2 separate regions of the Homo sapiens genome follow, and region 2 is linked to region 1. The links are chromatin loops, found by intact Hi-C in ENCODE. Cell type or tissue: heart left ventricle. All regions are shown on one strand. Links, peaks and the distances in the headings refer to the core of each region. The heading gives the core; the rest is flanking DNA. Region 1 has its middle 160 kb from the start of PBX1-AS1. Region 2 has its middle 140 kb from the start of LMX1A-AS2.

The links. Peaks named below come from ENCODE experiments on the same cell type or tissue, not always from the same donor. Only the 100,000 strongest peaks of a DNase experiment are listed, where the experiment ranks them.
Region 2: a loop joins it to region 1, with 2.3 times the contacts of the local background. A loop is called at or near these places in 3 of 110 quality-filtered maps.

Annotation. Positions count from the first base shown.
Region 1 is chr1:164,931,906-164,937,289 of GRCh38, reverse strand. No RefSeq gene overlaps it. Among named protein-coding and RNA genes, the nearest start is that of PBX1-AS1, 160 kb to the right of the region's middle. In heart left ventricle, for the core only: no CTCF peak of the experiment used is centred there; no DNase peak of the experiment used is centred there.
Region 2 is chr1:165,062,952-165,068,335 of GRCh38, reverse strand. No RefSeq gene overlaps it. Among named protein-coding and RNA genes, the nearest start is that of LMX1A-AS2, 140 kb to the left of the region's middle. In heart left ventricle, for the core only: no CTCF peak of the experiment used is centred there; no DNase peak of the experiment used is centred there; H3K27ac peaks cover 1,117 bases.

The sequences.
Region 1 (5,384 bases), core at 261-5,260:
AGCTCACCTTGGGACGTGCAGATACTTCTGAATTTATGAGAAAGGACATCTGTGGAGCATGAAAAAAATACATTAAGAGCAGGCAAGATTTTCTTTTGGAAGCTTTCTGGACAAGGAACTGAGATTTTTTCCCCCTGGTTCATAGTGGGAATATGACAGTTAAAAGCATGCTTTGGAGTCAGTGGGGGCTCTCTGAACTTGATTCAGTCTCTTAAAATCCCCACCCCCATCCCAACTCACTGCTGCTGTTTGTTCACTCTGCAAAAAGCATCCGGGCCTAGAGGAATAGTGTGGGCTGATGCCTGCACCCTCCTAGAGAAAGGAACTGTTTCCTAATTCACCTGAGATGCCCTCTGGTCACCGAGATGTTTTCTGAGGTGTTGCTATCTCACCCAACGGGCACATATGGTCAATTAGTTACCTTGCTGCTATTAAGTTGAGGGGGGTTGTTTCCCTTTTATCACAATTCTGGCAGTTGCATTATTTTCCAGAGGTTATGGTGCTTGAATATTATTTGGGAAATATGCATATTCCTAATTACATTTTAAGAAAACCTCAAGACTTATCAGAAGCAGACATGAATTTTGGAAAAGAGAAGTAATTGCAATTTTATTCTCTAGCAAAAAGTCAAGGACCAATATAAGGGCTAAGAGTATGTTCTGGAGTTACAGAGTTGAATCTTGGTTAAACCACTTAATTGCTGTGTGCTTGTGGGCAAGACATTTGGCTTCTCTGTGCCTCAGTTGCTATGTAGTATATCAATGCAAGAGTTCATTAATTGCATTAGTGAATTAAAACAGTGCCTAGCACATTGTAAGACCTCTATAAATGTTAGCTATTATTATTAATGACCACAATATCACTTGCTACTTAATAAGATATCTTTTTCAATGTTCTCTCTGATTTCAAGAAAGCTGAACATGTGAAGGAAACCTTTTCCCAACTTGTTTGGACAATGATACAGGTTTAACCCATATACTCTTCACTTACTGTTAAGAATTCTTGGGTAAAACTTCCTGTTTTCAGTGAATATCCACACTACTAGACATCTCATTCTCTTATTTGAGGAGATGTGAAACTAAGTCTTTACTTAAAAGATTGTAACAGTTACCATCCTGTCCCCTGACATCCTCTTTGCCTTGCCCATCTCCGAGAGCCTTGGGTGTGGTGGTGACCAGTTCTGTGTAGACAACACGGACTTCATGCCTGACATGTTGCACCTCTCTTCATGCTTCTTCACACACATACTGCTCTATACTGCTCTCTTTGCCTCCTGCCCAGGGAAGTCCCTGTTATTGCTAAACCATAAACAACCAGGAAGAACAGGGGAGTTAACTTCCCCGTGAGTTGAACCTTTACCTAATGTGAGAAGGGGACATCCGATGAATTCTTCTGTCTTCCTTCTCCTGGATGGACTGTCCTGACAAGCAACTATCTATAAGGTGCCTCAGAAGATGGCCCTGTGGGATCCAGCAGTCACTTGCGCTTGACGCCAGAGGCTGGACAGCTTGGAAACCTCTCACACCATCTCTCCCTTTTTCCCTGCCCGCGGCCCATTTTCCCTCACTTCTGCTCCCCTGGGATCGCACTCCTGAATAAAGTCGTGGCACTTAGGCTTTTGCCTCAGGCTCTGCTTCCTGGGGAACCCAGTCTACAGCAAAATCTATAGCTTTAAATTTTAAGAAAGATGAGCTTCTTTTCAACCTGCCGTCATTTATTTTGCATATTTGCATATTAGAAGCTCCTATCTTGTTTGATGCATTGATTCTTTACAGGGGTTTGAATCTTGATACCAACAGAATTCTTTATGAAAATTTGATTTAATCATTCAGAAACTCCTTCAATGATTTTTTTTCTCTGCAGGGTCTGAAGAAATCTTAGATATAGAGCAAACTTGTTGAGATATACATCAAACTGAGAATCTGAGAATGGTCACCTCCATTCTTGGCTGACAGCTGTCAGTTCTAACCCCACCTAAAATGCCCAATATACCTTCAAGATTATTTGTCATTGAGACCTCATAACTCTATTCCGCTGATCCTTTAGGAGTTTCAGATATGCTTTTGCAAATGTTATTAGGTATTCCTATCTTCTTTAATCCCCTTTATGTCAATAGGATGACCTACCTTTCTTTAATCTCTTTACAATGGCATTCTTCTACCCCCTGCCCCACTTCTTGCAAATAGTTTCAGGACGCCCCCTCCCCCCGCCCGCCACCCCGTTTACTGTCACATAATGGCTTGAGTATTTACTGTTATGTATACACACCGAGTGTCACATGTAACAAGATATGATATGAATTTGACTCAGGTGTATTGGGACTTTTTAAATAAGCCTTAGCTCAATATTATTCACCAGGAAGCCATTTATTATTGAGTTATGTTTATGATTGTATGGCTATATGGAAAAATAATACCTGCTAAAAGACCCAGCATGTTTTAATGGCTCTTTACTTTCTCCTCTTTCTCCTCTGCTGACTTGAGCTCTTTTCCCATTTTTTCTTCTTACTGAGTGGCTAATTCTTGAGAAAGGGGACACTCTTATTTCCACTCTCTCTGGGTTTGTTCTGTCTCTTCTTTAATGATAGGAACAAAACTGTAACATAAGAGAATAGTTTGAAGTATTATCCTCAGCCATCTTCCTTGGTAAATCTTCCCACCACCTCCTTTCCTCTCCAACTCAGAGAATAGTGAGATATTCTTTGCTCACTACCCAGAATGTAGAGATGCAAGGAGAAAACAACAGAAACCAAAGTTTAGCTTCTGTGTTCTTAATATAGAATTTCCAAATTCAACATTTTGGGAGGAAAAAAAAAGGAGGGAGGTGGGATGTTTTGAACTCCCCATACGTAACTATTGAATAATGAAAAATAAGATTCTTAAGGACATAGGGAATAAAAATTTTGTCATATAAATTGACTTGGAAGAAGATGTGCTGAGCCCTTTTCTCCCATACAGAAGACAATCTGGGCCGGCGCAGGGGCTCACGCCTGTAATCCCAACACTTTGGAAGGCCAAGGCGGGCAGATCACTTAAGGTCAGGAGTTTGAGACCAGACTGGCCAACATAGTGAAACCCCATCTCTACTAAAAAAATACAAAAATTAGCCAGGCCTGGTGATGCGTGTCTGTAGTCCCATCTACTCGGGAGGCTGAAGCAGCAGAATCGCTTGAACTCGGGAGGCAGGGGCTGCAGTGAGCCGAGATCACTCCACTGCACTCCAGCCTTAGTGACAGAGCAAGACTCCATCTCAAAAAAAAAAAAAAAAAGAAAAGAAAAGAAAAGCAAATCTGAGTTCCTTGAGAGATGGAGGAGAGGCAGAGAGGAGAAGGATAGAATTAGACTTTGTTGTGGGTCTCTCAGAAGGATCTATGCATCCCCTGCACCCAGCTCCACTCCCACTCCCCAGATTTAAAGTCATATAATACTGAGAAGTTTCCCTGAAGCATCTTAGTGCTCTATCAGGACTGTAGAAATAGTGGCTTGTCTTTTCTAAGTAGAGAGGGTCTGCAGTACCCGAATTATTTTCTCACGATCCTGCAATGGTGCTACAGAATCGGGTCTGGGTGTCCTTTGGGAGGGGCTCTGCAGTAGCTGTGAGGGGGTGAGCAGAGCCAAAACGGCCTTGCATTTGGGCAATGAGGGGAGCTATGATATGACTTCCAGGAACTAATGACCAAGATCAGACATCATCATGGATGCCAGAGGAGACTATGGGTGCTGTGGACTAGGAGTGTCGCCTGAGAAATCATAACCACTATATGCGTTAACTGGGACTATTAGATAGGAGAGTTCTTCAAAACTTGTGACAGATTGAAGACCTGCTATAAGCTCAAGCCTCCTCGGGGCCTAGATAGTCACTGTCACTTAATACTGGGACTTCTGCAGTTCTACCTTGGAAGCTGGAGGTGAAGTCCTCTTTTCTTACTTCGTTGCAGTCCTCTAAACCACCTAATTTGTCACCCTACATCCACCATTTACAATGAACACCACTATAAAAGTAAGTGGAGAAGTCACTGGGCTTAGAGAATTTAGCATCTCATGTTCAGCTGCTCATCTTTCCCTTGCTAGAAGACTTTGTGCTGTCCCTTCACGGTGCCTTTCTTCGGTGAAAGGAAACAATAATATTTATATCCTATTCATAGGAAGATGGAAATGCATTACATGAACATATGAGCTCTAATGGACTTTAAGTTCTAAGGAAAAAGTTGCTGAACACGGATAATGTGCTTTTTAAAAACTGGCCATTGCACACAGAGCCAGATACTTTAACACCACTGCATTCTTTCTTTCTCTCTTTTTTTTTTCCTACAAGATGTCATATTGTGTCTTTGCAAGGCTTCCAGCAAACAGGAGGGCTCATCAATTTCAACCTAAAGCTATTAAAATGTTACTTTGTTAGCAATAATTAAGGTGTGCAGCCAGGGCTCCCTATAGATCACACTCAGAATCAGGGTCATATTTTTCTCCTATAGCACCTCAGGCATCTTAAATTACCAAGTAGTCAGGGGAGGAGGGGCAAGCTGGGGGCTGGGCAGGAAAGGAAAAAGGGAGGAAGACGCTTGCCTTACACATAAAAGTAGAAATAACAAACGACTCTTTTCCTATGAGAAAAGAAGGGATTAGCGTAGGACTCTTTTCCTACGCCAAGCCCTCATAAAAGTTTTAAAAAATATTTTCTCTCAATCTGTTGAAATGTTTAGAAACAAATGTTAGACTGATTTAAAAAAACCATTTTTTAATTAGATTTTTTAAGTCATCAGAGGCACTAAAATTCCCCTTCAGCTTTAGCTGATAAAATTTCTGCATTCTATACCACAGCACGAGGAAACATTATGTCCTCTATGTCATGTTTTCTTCTTCCTTTTATTTTCCTTCTCAATCTTATTTCCCTCTCTGGATTGTGTCTTCAGCTGCACAAGGAAACTGTGCTTCTTTGCTCTTTCTTTTTCTGTGCTCTTATTCACCCCACCCACCTTGTAACACTCTCATGAAATCAGAAAATCATGAAAATGAGTCAAAGAAAGCTTCCTATAGAAAAATCCCTTGTATGAAAATTTTAAGTTGCAGGGTATTCAAAGGAAGGCTCATGGAACCTTGAAATTCAAGTTTATGAGGAAACACTAGAAGCAAAAAAAGGCTGGGACTGTGAAACCTGGAAATAGAGTCAACTGTCTAATGTGAGGCTGATAATAGGTAAAAATATGTTCCTGTTTCTGATTCTCATTCTCCCTGTGTGCATAGGGACTCTAGGGTACAGGAAATATATTGCACTGTACATTGGAGATGTTTTTGATCATGAAAGAAATCCAGGATCCTTATGAACCTATGGGGTAGAAGTTTGATGCAATGAAATAGTTCCAAATGTGGAGATGGGAGACCTAG
Region 2 (5,384 bases), core at 216-5,215, 130 kb before region 1:
TTCGGTGAAAATGTGCATTCTACAATGGCTCTAAACACACATCACACCATAAGGGTTCTATCAGCTAATTAATATAGGGTGAGAAATTTAAAGAAATGAAATTAACTGAATAAGATCCTCATAACTCATTTCCCTACTGAAATAGGACAAAGAAGAGATATTTGCATAGCTCCGAGAACATCGTGTCTCCCTTTGACTTTGTTTTGGCCTCTGAGGACAAGAACCATTCCATAGTTTTGTCTTTCTCTTACCCTTTCTGCAACTCTCTCAGAAAATATGCTTATAAAGCAGTTATTTGATACTACTGCCACAGCATGAGCAATGGACATTCTCAACTTATAAAAGTCAGTCCTGATCTTCTGCAGAGATACTCATTCATTCTTTCTTTCAACAACATGTATTGAGCTCCCACTGCATACCAGACACTCTGCATGTGTTGTTGATGGGCATTGCTGCCTTCACTCATTCATGAATTTGACTTTGTCAAGCAGGATAACACTTGCTGGTCAGCACAGCTCCACTTAGGGAAGCTCTTGAAGTTCAAGTAAATGAATCGGAAAAGCTTTCTAACTCTGCCATTCTGTGAGCAGTTTGTTTCAACCCCATAGGGGTCTTTTGCAACTGTGGTTAGACAGTGCCAAAACTTCCTAGCTTTCAAAACATCTAAATCAGAAAGTTGCACTAAATTGATTGATGAACACATATGTGATCAAGTACCATTCCATCCCTTTACACCAGAGATGTCCTGGCAAGGGATATGGCCTGATTATGAAAATGTTGTCATATAAGTTCATGTTAAAATTAATTTTCTCAGTCCAGGCATGGTGGCTCATGCCTGTAATGCCAGCACTTTGGGAGGCCGAGGCAGGCAGATCACCTGAGGTCAGGAGTTTCAGAACAGCCTGACCAACATGGAGAAACCCCATCTCTACTAAAAAGATCCAAAATTAGCTGGGTGTGGTGGCACATGCCTGTAATCCCAGCTACTCGGGAGGCTGAGGCAGGAGAATTGCTTGAACCCGGGAGGCGGAGGTTGCGGTGAGCTGAGATCATGCCATTGCACTCCAGCCTGAGCAATAAGAGCTAAACTCTGTCTCAAAAAAAAAAATTAATTTTCTCTCCTTCCTATATCAGACTTATCCTCCAAAAGAAATCATGGTTACATACATTTCGTTCTCTGGCTTATCAGTTAGGGAATGGATGGTAGAAGTACATGGGTTTTCTGGGTGTATGGTCTTTAAGTATGAAATCAACATCCAATTACTCTAAATATACATGTGGTTTGTAAATTATTTATAACCAGTAAGAGAAATAGCCAGTAAACAATTGCGATCGGGTGTGATAGATCAACAATAGAACTATATTGTAAAGCCTGCTAGTTGCATGAAGAATGGAGTGGCCATTGCTGCTTTGGCTGGAGGGTTGGGAGTGACTTCTCAGAGGAAGGCATGAAACACTGAGTCAGGGAAATACGTTCAATTTAGAGGACAAGGGTGGGAGGAATGAGCATTTCAGGCAGAGGAACTAACAAGGTAAAGCTTCCAGTAGAATAGGATGGTAAGGTCAGGATTGCATTGGTAGTTTGGTACTACTGAGGCATCTGGTACAAGGTGGAGAACTGCTAGAAAGGGATTCAAGAGATATGTGGGGATGGCATAGCAAAGAGCAAAACTTAGGTTATATTATGTATGCTAAGCTATTTGAAAGCAACACTGCCTTATATTCATCACTGCATTACCCATAGCATAGCATCAAACATGGTGCTTGCTCTTATTTGATGCTTATTACTTATTATTTACTTACCTGTTGAATGAAGTACAAAAACAATATTTTCAACCATTTATTGACTGTATTCTATACAATTAGCCGGATCATCAGTATGATAAATAGAATCTGATCATGCACTATTCCTAACACGTGGAAAGCAAGACACCTTTAAATAAGAATATGCTAGGAATAAGTTGCCAATCACTGATTGGAAAAACATATACTAGAGGGAATGCAGTTGGATCTGTGGGAGGAGAACTGTATAGAGGGGTTTTGGAGGATGATTGCTTTTTAAGAACCATGCACCTGAAACATGATGGAAGGGTACAGTATGTGCCCAACTCTGACACCCTTGCTGACCTACAGAATATAATGCAAGCCACATACATAATGCAGTAAAATGGCTACATTAAAAAGTTAAAAGTAACTAATGAAATTGACTTTAATAATATTTTATTTAACCCTTTATAGGTAAATTATTTCAATATGTAATCAATATAAAATTATTAGTAAGAAATTTTACATTCTTTTTAAAAATTACATCTCCAAACTCTGGGGTATCTCACATTGAATACGTTTCAATTTGGACTAACCACATTTCCTTTTTTTTTTTTTGACAAGGAGTCTCGCTCTGCCACGCAGGCTGGAGTGCAGTGGCGCGACCTTGGCTCACTGCAAGCTCCGCCTCCCAGGTTCATGCCATTCTCCTGCCTCAGCCTCCCTAATAGCTGGGACTACAGGCGCCTGCCACCACACCTGGCTAATTTTTTGTATTTTTAGTAGAGATGGGGTTTCGCCGTGTTAGCCAGGAAGGTCTCGATCTCCTGACCTCGTGATCATCCCACCTCGGCCTCCCAAAGTGCTGGGATTACAGGCGTGAGTCGCTGTGACTGCCTGGACTAGCCACATTTCAAGTGCTCAATAGCTATGTATGACTAATGGTGACTGTATTGGACAGTGCGGTTTTAGTCCATCTCCAAATAACCTGAAGACAGAAATCACCAAAATGCTGCCATAAGTGTGGTTGATCAGCAGGTTATTGTCCTATACTAAAGATCAATTACTTTCAAATTGATAAAGTGAAGTCCATGCCTAGTTTTCTTGCACCCTGGGGTGGTGATATCCTGTTGCATGCTGACTTTCATCGTGGCTGTTAACTCTCACAAGAGGCCACAGAGGAAAGTGAAAACAATAATCCCTAAGATTTATTGAATACTTACTATGTGCCAGACACTTCCTGTGGATTATTGCATTTAATTCTCACAATAAACTTATGAGATAATTGCTCTCAGTATCTTCTGAAACTCCACAAGTAAGTTACCCGCCCAAGTTACATGAATGTGAGTAGAAGGAGGGACGGGATTCCAGTCTAGGCACATGACACTGGCTGCATCACTGTTCTGCCTCCTAGCCAGCATGAGTGCCTTCAGTAATGAGCCCACATCTTTGACATATAAGACTTTGGTTCTAGTCAACCAAATTCAATCCAGCGAACCTTCCCACAAATAGACTCAACAGTCAACAAACAACCTTAAGCATCCAGACTCTGGGTAGGAAGAAATTAATAAGGCACTAAACCTGTTCTAGGAGCTTATGATTTAGTGAGAAAGACAAAGACTTTACGAATTGAAAACTATTCATACATTAGTGTTACTAAGAAGGTAGAACCCCAGGTCCAAGGAAGAAGAATGTATTCAATTCAGCTGGAGGAAACTAGAGAAGATTTTGGAAGGAAGGGCCTCAGTGTCGCATCTGGAAGAATAAGCTCCCCTGGTCCAGATTTCAGTCAATAACTTTTCATTATTTAATCAAATGAGTCAGTTTACCCAAGGGACATAATATGAGTAAAATGGAACCCATGAACTAGTTTTCCTTCTTCATTTGAAGGTCTCTTTTCTCCAGTATAGAGTTTGTGTATACTCAGGAAATTAATTAGGTGAGTCGAGTAGCGTTTATCTTAATGAAGTGAATTCAACCAGTAAAGAACAACAGGTATCAGGCGGAGTTCTGGCCTTGGGATTCCCATCTTTCCTGGCAACCAGACTTTTTTCCTAGTAAAAAGTCATCTCCAAAACATCAGATATTGATCTTGTGTGTTTGCACTGAGTGAGGATTACTGTTATTTTATTAGACTTTTACTTTAATATATGTATTGGTGTGCAATACAAGATGTATTTCATACAGTGGGTATGGTTGTAAAAATTCGAGAACCACAGCTCACTGTGTGTGTGATGGTTGAGAAGGAGGTGTCTTTGTCTTGCCTGACACTGGTCTGGCTGTGTCTCCTCCCGTCTCTATCAGCCCTGCTACAGGCTGCCCTTCACTTTGGTACTGTCAGCTTTGCAGAACTCTTGGACACAGCTCTCTCAATAATAACATGTGTGTTTTCTGCCAGGATGCTTGTTAGTGAGGAGTGGATTTGGGGTGGCCACACATCCCTAACTTCCTCACCTTCATTCTCCATAGTACCTCTCCCCAAGCCCTGAGGTACACCATCCTCGACTGAAGAGTTGAGTCTCTTACAGAAACAGAAAAATCTTGATTTTTCCCTTAGCCTGTGACAAAAGCACCCCAGATGTTAAAATATTCACAGGGAGAGCATTCACTGACATCTGCATTTCTTAATCTTATTTCTTGGCTTAGTCTGCTTTCCTCTATAAGGATACCTCTTTCTCTAATGTCCACTATGCCAATGGCCCTGACAACATTCAGGCAATCTTACAGCAGCCTGGGATTCACATCCTTTCTGGCAGCTGGACCTATTTGCAAGTCTGAGTTTCCATTACGGAATCATGCTCAAGACATCAGCCAGGACAGTCCACCCAGGCACACTGCGTGTGTGCGTGCACACACATGTGAGAGAGAGAAAGAGAGAGGTACACATCTGTTTGTGTTTGCACATACATGCCCTCCACTGGCAGGGAAAGATTTTGACATTCCCTGTCCTCCGGAATTGCTCAGGGCAGATATAGGCAAGCTAAATCCCATTCATTTTGAGTTGTGAGTTACCCATCTGCCTCTCATTCTTTCAAACGCAGATGAACTATTGGATCAAACAAGTTTACACACACACACACAAACACACTTCCCAAAGACCAACATTAATCACTCAAATACTACAATTTACACCAGTTGTTTTTAAATGAAACATGTATTAGGAGCATTACTGGAGCTTGTTAAAATTTAAATTCTTGGGCCCTCATCCAAGGAATTTTGGTTTTGGAAAGCTGGGCAGGGCCTTATAATGTGAATTATAATAAACACTCCAAGCGATTCTGATGCAATCCTAAGGACTACCCTTTGAAAAAAGTTTCTGTACTTCTTTGAGCCATTTTCCTACTGCCAGCCACTACAACTGGCAAGGCCAGCTCTCCACAATGGAGTCAGGACTTCATATAATTATGCAGTGTTTTTGTTCTTTTTTTTACCTCTAGTCTAAGACCCCTCTTGCCCTTACCTTTACCACAGGCCTAACTAGAAAAAGAATCTAAATGGACTCTTTACAGAGCTATCAACTTAAGTGGTAGGGCTATCACCTTCAGTGGCAGCTTCCTGAAACGATACATCATATTGAAATCTTGAAATTAACACCTGCCTGTGAGTGCTTAATTAGATGT